Linked DNA regions of Homo sapiens: region 1 is linked to region 2. The links are chromatin contacts, found by Hi-C or POLR2A ChIA-PET in ENCODE. All regions are on one chromosome and are shown on one strand. Each heading gives the region's core, a stretch centred on a gene start or an enhancer-like site at or near the end of the contact. The rest is flanking DNA. Distances are from core to core; before and after follow the strand shown. Region 1 holds the start of PAPSS2 (3'-phosphoadenosine 5'-phosphosulfate synthase 2). Region 2 overlaps LOC105378412 (a long non-coding RNA gene).

Region 1 (3,507 bases), core at 724-3,223, 54 kb after region 2:
GGCGCAATCTCGGCTCACTGCAATCTCTGCCTCCCGGGTTCAAGCGATTCTCCTGCCTCAGCCTCCCAAGTAGCCGGGATTACAGGCATATGCCATCACATCTGGCTAATTTTGTATTTTTATTAGAGACAGGGTTTCATCATGTTGGTCAGTCTAGTCTCGAACTCCTGATACCAGGTGATCTGACTGCCTCGGCCTCCCAAAGTGCTGGGATTACAGGCATGAGCCACCGTGCCAGGCCGCAAATTGCTATTTTTCAATTCACATTTACTTTACCTTTTCTTAGGGCAAGATCTGGCAGAGTCTAAGATATGGTGGAAACTAATATAAAAGGATTTTTCCAATGAAATAAGAATAGGATGTTGCTATTTAAACTTCATATACATTTAAAATGTGCTAGTTTGTATGCAGAACAGAAACTCAAACTCAGTATTTGCCCCTAGCTGCTTACATTGGAAGGCAGTGGTGGCAGTTTACTCAAAATGAGTAAGAAAATAAATCAGCTTACAACTCTAGACTGTACAGACATGCAGGCTGCCTTTTACGTTTCTGACTCCTGATTTATTTTTCTTTCCCACCTTCCCACGGCGAAGGGCAGTCAATGAATACTCAGATCAAGTGTCTGTCTGGAAAGCTGGCAGTCTTCCAGAAATACAATTAGGTATGAAAGAAAAGTCCCATCCCTCACCTCCATAGAATATTACTCCAACTCTTTCACAGCAGGAACACTAGAGTGGGAATGAGAAGTGTGGCCCTTGTGTGTTACGTTACTTCTTTTGAGAGTATGGTCATATCCATCCGTTTGTAGCATTACACAAGGAGTCAGTTAAGGTACAAGGGGTGTGAGACCCAGTGACTGCCCCCAAAGTGCTTGTCACTAGAGCTTCTCTCCCTCACCTCTACTTGGCCTTGACATTTGGGTTCGTTCAGAGGGTTGCCCCATACTGCCTTTGGGTTCGTTCAGAGGGTTGCCCCATACTGCCTTCTGGTAAAATCTTGGCGCCCTAGGCCTAAGCCTGCTCATCTTGTGCCTCCTTTTCCTCCTCCTCAGGGCCCATTCCAGTGGAACAGAAGTGCTACTTTGGGGGTGGACTGAAACAAGTTGCTGGGCTTCCATTGGCCATTGCCACTTGCTTGTCGTTGTGAGGAGGGGCCGTGCCTCCACAGGCCCATACCTGTAACCTGACGATACTGTTGTGAGCGGGAATGGAGGAAGTGCATGGAAGCCCCTCAGCACGATGCATAGTGAACAGACAAGCTGTGAACCTTGGGAGTTATCACCATGTGTGATGATGCTGGTGAAGAAAGCCTGCACTGAGGAGGCTGTCAGCCTGGGTTTGAATCCCCTCATTTGGAATATAATCTTGGCAAAGTCTGAAAGCCTCAATTGCTCGTTTGTAAAACTGGAAGATAGTAGGACTTGCTGCCCGGGGTCGGGGCAGGATGGAGGGGGCCCATGAGAATTAAGGCAGAGCCCAGCGGAGTGCATTGTAAGGATCCATGAGTGTGAACCTTCGTTTTTACTACTGCATATGAGGATCCTGCCAACAAACCTGGCGGCTTCAAGCATCCTTGCCCTTAACCAAATAAGCTCTTAGGTCCTAGAGGCAGGAAGACTTCCTTGAAGAGGCGCGGGAGGCTGGTGAGGGGAGTGGAGGACGCTCTGGGACCCTCTGGGGGTGGGGCGGGCGGGGTGAACTTGACCCCAGGCCGCGTGCCGGGCGTGCCATCTGCCGCTCCGCTGCAAGGTCTCGCCCGGGACCGGGGCTGGCGGAGCGCGCGCCCGCGAGTAGGGGCCGGGCCGGGGACCCCGCCTAGGCGGCGGCGGCCGGGTCCCCAAGGCTGGGCGCTGCTTGCGGAACCGACGGGGCGGAGAGGAGCGTGGCGGGAGGAGGAGTAGGAGAAGGGGGCTGGTCAAGGGAAGTGCGACGTGTCTGCGGAGCCTTTTTATACCTCCTTCCCGGGAGTCCGGCAGCCGCTGCTGCTGCTGCTGCTGCTGCTGCCGCCGCCGCCGCCGCCGTCCCTGCGTCCTTCGGTCTCTGCTCCCGGGACCCGGGCTCCGCCGCAGCCAGCCAGCATGTCGGGGATCAAGAAGCAAAAGACGGTAGGCTTCCAGGCGCCGGCTTCCCTCCCCGCCACCGCACTGCACGCGCCGACCCCCAACCCCCAATTCCCCGGCACTTGGGTCCCACCCTCCCCGGGAGGGGGCGTCGGGAGGAGGAGTAAGAGTGGGGCACGGAGGGAAGCAAGAGAAAGAGGCTCTGTGTGGAATTCCCGGGGCAGTCCTCGCCCCGCAGCCCCTCTCCACCCCGCGACTCTGGGAATCTGCGCTCCTTGGGGTCGCCGCGCCCGCGAGAGACCTCCCGAGCTTCTCAAGTGGGTCCGGATCTAGATCCAGGACCAGGGACAGGAAATCCCCTTTCTTTCCCAAGAGCTCTTCCAGACCCGCCTTTTCTTCTGTAGGGTCTCGGAGCAGATCGAGCTGACTCCCGTTCTGCCAGGTCTGGTCGCTGGGGTTTTGTCTATGGGAACTTCCTTGGAGTGGGCTTTAATGACGGACTTTCATAGAGGAAACTGCAATTATCAAAGCAAACTGGAGGAAATTGCATTTCTACACTGGCGGGATTTAGCCCTCTAGCTTGATTTCGGCATTGGGTGGCATCTCGAGTTCAGTAATGAGGGGTGAGGGTGCCCCTCGGTTTGGTGGAGTAAGATGAGGGGACTGTGTTGAGGAGGCACACTTTTACCCAGAATTAATAATCTGAGCTGTCCTCCTTTAATGGGAAATATGAGGGCGTGTCAAAGAGAAAAGTTTCTTTCCCAGCAACATGGGCACCTATAAATTTTGCATTCTTAAAAATGGCAGCAGTTCTATTTGTCAATTATACCCCAATAAACTGAAAAAAAAAAAAAAAAAAAAAAAAAAAAAACCGGGAGCAGTAATCATAGACTCTTAGAGTTGGATGGCGCCTTCTAGACAGCACTGGGGCCACGTCAGATGTGGTCAGCAAGCCTTGATAAAATCCTACTCAGCAGTTTGGCCGCTGAACATTCTATCTTCAGCCACCACCCTGCAAGCCTCAGATGATTGTACTGGTTACTGAATGGGTTGACCTCTCTCTAGTAGATAGACGTGCAATGGACACATAGTAGGTGCCTGATAAATGTTTATTCTTATATAATGTGTATTACCGAAATATCTTTGAGGTGTATTTGTGGTGGGCCGGGGAGAGGTTTAAAAAAAAAAACAAAATATAAAGCCAAGAAGTGGGGAAGGAGTGTGGAGGGGCCATGCAGGGCTAGAAGGGTCATTTGAGCAGCAAGAGAACAGGGTGGGGGCTCTGTGGCTCCAGGGACCATACTGGACCAGCAGGAGGGTCCAGGGTGTAGGTGGCATCAATTTGGGAAGGGACATTTATCAAAATCCAGCTGCCTTTCTCAGGAGTAATTTTTAAGTGGGGGACTCTCAGCGTTGTAACATATTTTTGAAATAATAAATGAAAATCA
Region 2 (3,401 bases), core at 429-2,928:
TCTCTGTTTCAGTACCAATTAGGGCTATTCTGATCTTTGATGCTTCTATTCCTTTTTTTAGGTCAACCTCTGTATTTTTCAGTTTTAGAAGTTCCATTTGATTCTTTTTCGAAACTGATCATTTGTATAACTTCTTATTCTTTTGTCATCACTTCTATTTCTGCTAGGATATTAAATGTTTTATCCAGTGATTCTAATACGTGAAGTCCTTATGGGGGTGTTTTTATCATTTGTTCTTTCTACTGTCTCTCATTTATGGTAGCTGATTTTCTTGAATGTTTCTTGATTATTTTTTTCAAAGTTGTGAGCCCAGATATGTTGTGCTTTCTCTGGGAGTTGCCTGAGGCCTCGTCTGAGGGCACATTGTCTAGGAAATATTTGCATTTGTTTCTCCCGGGCACCTGCGGGCATAAAAGTTGCTTTAGATGAAGTTTTCCTTGGGAGTTTTTTAATCTACATTGTAAAATGTGCATCTACCACTCTTTGGAGGACAGCACATGCAAGTGAGATCTTATGTCATTGTCTTGGTACAAATTTAAGAATCAAGTGTATTAATAATAACGATGGGTTCCAACTGAGTATGTAGATAGACATTGACTATTAGATCCTTCTGAATTCCTAAATAAGAACTTTTAAAAAATACCCTTAATATAAAATAAGTGATTCAAATATAAGAAAAATACGTTTTAACAAACACTATAGTACTTATTGTCCTTCTTTTGCATACAGAAAGCTAATCTAAGTGACTCCATATTCTTCCCTAATTGTAAAACTACTTTTAAAAAAGACATGGATTGCAGAAATCATGAGTTGAGCTCCAAGAATTTGGACTGTGTGCTGCCTCTTCCAAAACAATTCTTTAAACTGTATCACAGATTTCCTGTGTTATCTCAGAATCCATAGTTCTTATAGAAATGCCAGTGACTAGGTCTAAATGGTGTCTGTATTGACCTTGCCTTTTTCTTATTCTTGCCAGTATTCTGTATTTCAGAGCTCCAGTTCATTCATGACCCTAGTTATTACGCTGGATTAGGCTTCCCAGGAATATAAAAATGAGTAAGGCAGGAACTCACAATCTAGTGAAGAGTAAATAAACAACCGTGAAGGAAAACAGACTTTAACAAGTATTATAGCCCAGCAACAAAGTTGTATGAAGCATAAAGAGAGGAGGAATCATTTAAACTGAGGGTCCCGGAAAGGATCATTTCTCACCCAGCTAGAAAGCTCAGAAGAATTTGACAGGGGCTGGCTTTCCTGACAAAGATGTGGTTTCTTTATTGATCAGGCCTACAAAAGAGTTCTGCCTGTGAGCTGAGAAGTAGTTAGGAATTCAAGAGGCTTTTCACCCACTGGGTGAGTGGGACCTGAGCCAGGAAACATTTGGCTGGATTCAATTGGCTAAATAGAAGTTTCCAGAACTGAGAAAATTCCAAGATTTACTCTTAAGCTCTATTCCTATTGTTTCACAGGACATGAAATTACATACCTGCCCATGTTTTGTACACAGATAACCGTTCCTTCCTGTAGTATAATATCACTCAACGCAATGGATCTAACCATGTGTTACCACTGGGGCCTCCTGCTGAGGAGAGCAAGAAGTCAGCAAAACAGAGAATAAAGGGCATTGTTACTTCCTGCCCCTTCCCTTTCCTCTCCCTACAAGTCTTGGCTGGCAGCAATAGGAGAGACAGTAGAAGCAGATACCTGAGCGTGGCATTTGGCATGAGATTACTGTGCTTTTGAGGAGAGAAGGATAGTAACTAAGAAATATCTACATTTGAATTTTAATACAGGAGAGTCTGAGAAGAAGGGCTTTTTTGGAAGGAGGGTTGCCAGGCCTGGAACAAGCACATGCCTAGAGGAAAATCCCATACTACATACAAGGAGGAAGCCCAGGCCAGCAGGTAAGCGCAGGAGAAGGCAAATGGACAAAACTTGAGTCCCTGAAAAATTGAAGATAGAAAGAATGAGCCCCCTGAGTTCTAAATGGGCTGATACATCAGCTGATGTCCCTGAAGCAGGAATAGAGGTATGGGTGGGACAACAACAGGAGAGAGTGAGTGGGGAACTACATAGGGTGCCTTGCCTGAAAATGGGGACAAGGCCATGATGTGATCATAGGCAATAAGCCAGGAGCCCAGTTACCAAGACAGGCATGAATGGCTGGAGATGGTGGGACTGGCTTAGGGCTCTTGAATATCCTGTAGTCACTAACTTTTTTTTCATTCTTGCTTGCTTGCTTTTTTTTTTTTTTTTTTTTTTGGAGACAGAGTCTTGCTGTGTCACACAGGCTAGAGTACACTGGTTATCACAGCTCACTGCAACCTGGACCTCCTGGGCTCAAGTGATACTCCCACCTCAGCCTCCTGAGTAACTGGGACTACAGGCACATATCAGCATACCCAGCCAATTTTTAAATTTTTTGTAGAGACGAGGTCTTCCTATGTTGCTTAGGCTGGTCTTGATCTTCTGGGCTCAAGTGATTCTCTTGCTTTGGCCTCCCAAAGTGCTGGGATTACAGGCATGAGCCACCATGCCCGGCCTGTAGTCATGATTTTGGGTAAAGCTGAACCCCCAGTAGCAGACTTACTTAGAGGGACAAAGTAGCCCAAGGAGAAGATCCCAGGATAAGAGCAAGGGCTTTGGCATTCGACCTGGCTGTGAATTCTGTGCCACTTGCTGGATTGACAATGATAGGAGTGTTGTCTTCCCTCTGAGAACATAAGGCCCATGAAACTCAATATATAGCCCTGACAGTTTTACCTGCAGTGAATTTTGAAACACATTTCTTGGGGTGTTTTAAGCTGACCTTGCCATCAAGCTAGTGCTCTCATCTGGTCCTTATGTTCCCAAAGAGAGAAGGCAACACTCCCATCATTGTCACATGAGGGAACATAGTTTTATCATCTGTAAAATGAGGATGATTATACTTACTTCATAAAGCTCTTCTAAGAATTACATGAAATAATGTTTTTGAAGCATTTAGTGCATTGCCTGTACACAGCAGGCACTCAGTTGTAATTACTATCATCAATATTACAAGGAAAGGCTGACAAAGAATCAAAGTGTGCTGAAAGTGTTCTACACTCTAAAGGATAACCCCTCTAGGTTGTATGATTCGGAATGTATGGGAGCAATTTTAACAACTTTGTAATTTGTAGATAATTGATAACAATGTAATATAATTCCTGTCTGTAGACACAGATTCTGTCTTGTCTGGTAGAGGTTCAATTGACTTCTCTTTATTTTATTTTTTTCTTTCCAACTTTTATTTTCGGTTCGGTGGGTACATGTGCAGGTTTGTGACATAGGTAAATTTTGTGTCAACGGGTTTGGTGTGATTATTTCATCACCCAGGTAATAAGCATAGTACCTGATAGGTAGTTTTTCAATCTTCTCCT

Evidence for each region. A loop is a pair of places that touch in the nucleus more often than their neighbours do. ChIA-PET counts read pairs that join two places held with the same protein, here RNA polymerase II (POLR2A).
Region 1: a loop to region 2 is called in a map of ascending aorta, with 1.9 times the contacts of the local background. The contact joins the promoter of PAPSS2 here to the enhancer-like site in region 2. A Hi-C loop is called at or near these places in 2 of 168 maps with a recorded cell type or tissue (Caco-2 and ascending aorta). POLR2A ChIA-PET finds 5 or more read pairs at or near these places in 1 of 52 experiments (AG04450).

Annotation. Positions count from the first base shown.
Region 1 is chr10:87,657,905-87,661,411 of GRCh38, forward strand. It overlaps PAPSS2 (3'-phosphoadenosine 5'-phosphosulfate synthase 2), which reads left to right and starts at 1,974. Exons shown (of 13, transcript NM_001015880.2): 1 at 1,974-2,104. The coding sequence starts at 2,078. RefSeq lists a silencer at 1,722-1,961.
Region 2 is chr10:87,604,508-87,607,908 of GRCh38, forward strand. It overlaps LOC105378412 (a long non-coding RNA gene), which reads left to right. Exons shown (of 3, transcript XR_946171.2): 2 at 1,794-1,904. Among named protein-coding and RNA genes, the nearest start is that of PAPSS2, 54 kb to the right of the region's middle. Within about 2 kb of position 1,679, at least 2 of the 41 ENCODE cell types and tissues checked have a DNase peak (open chromatin) inside an H3K27ac peak, as active enhancers do.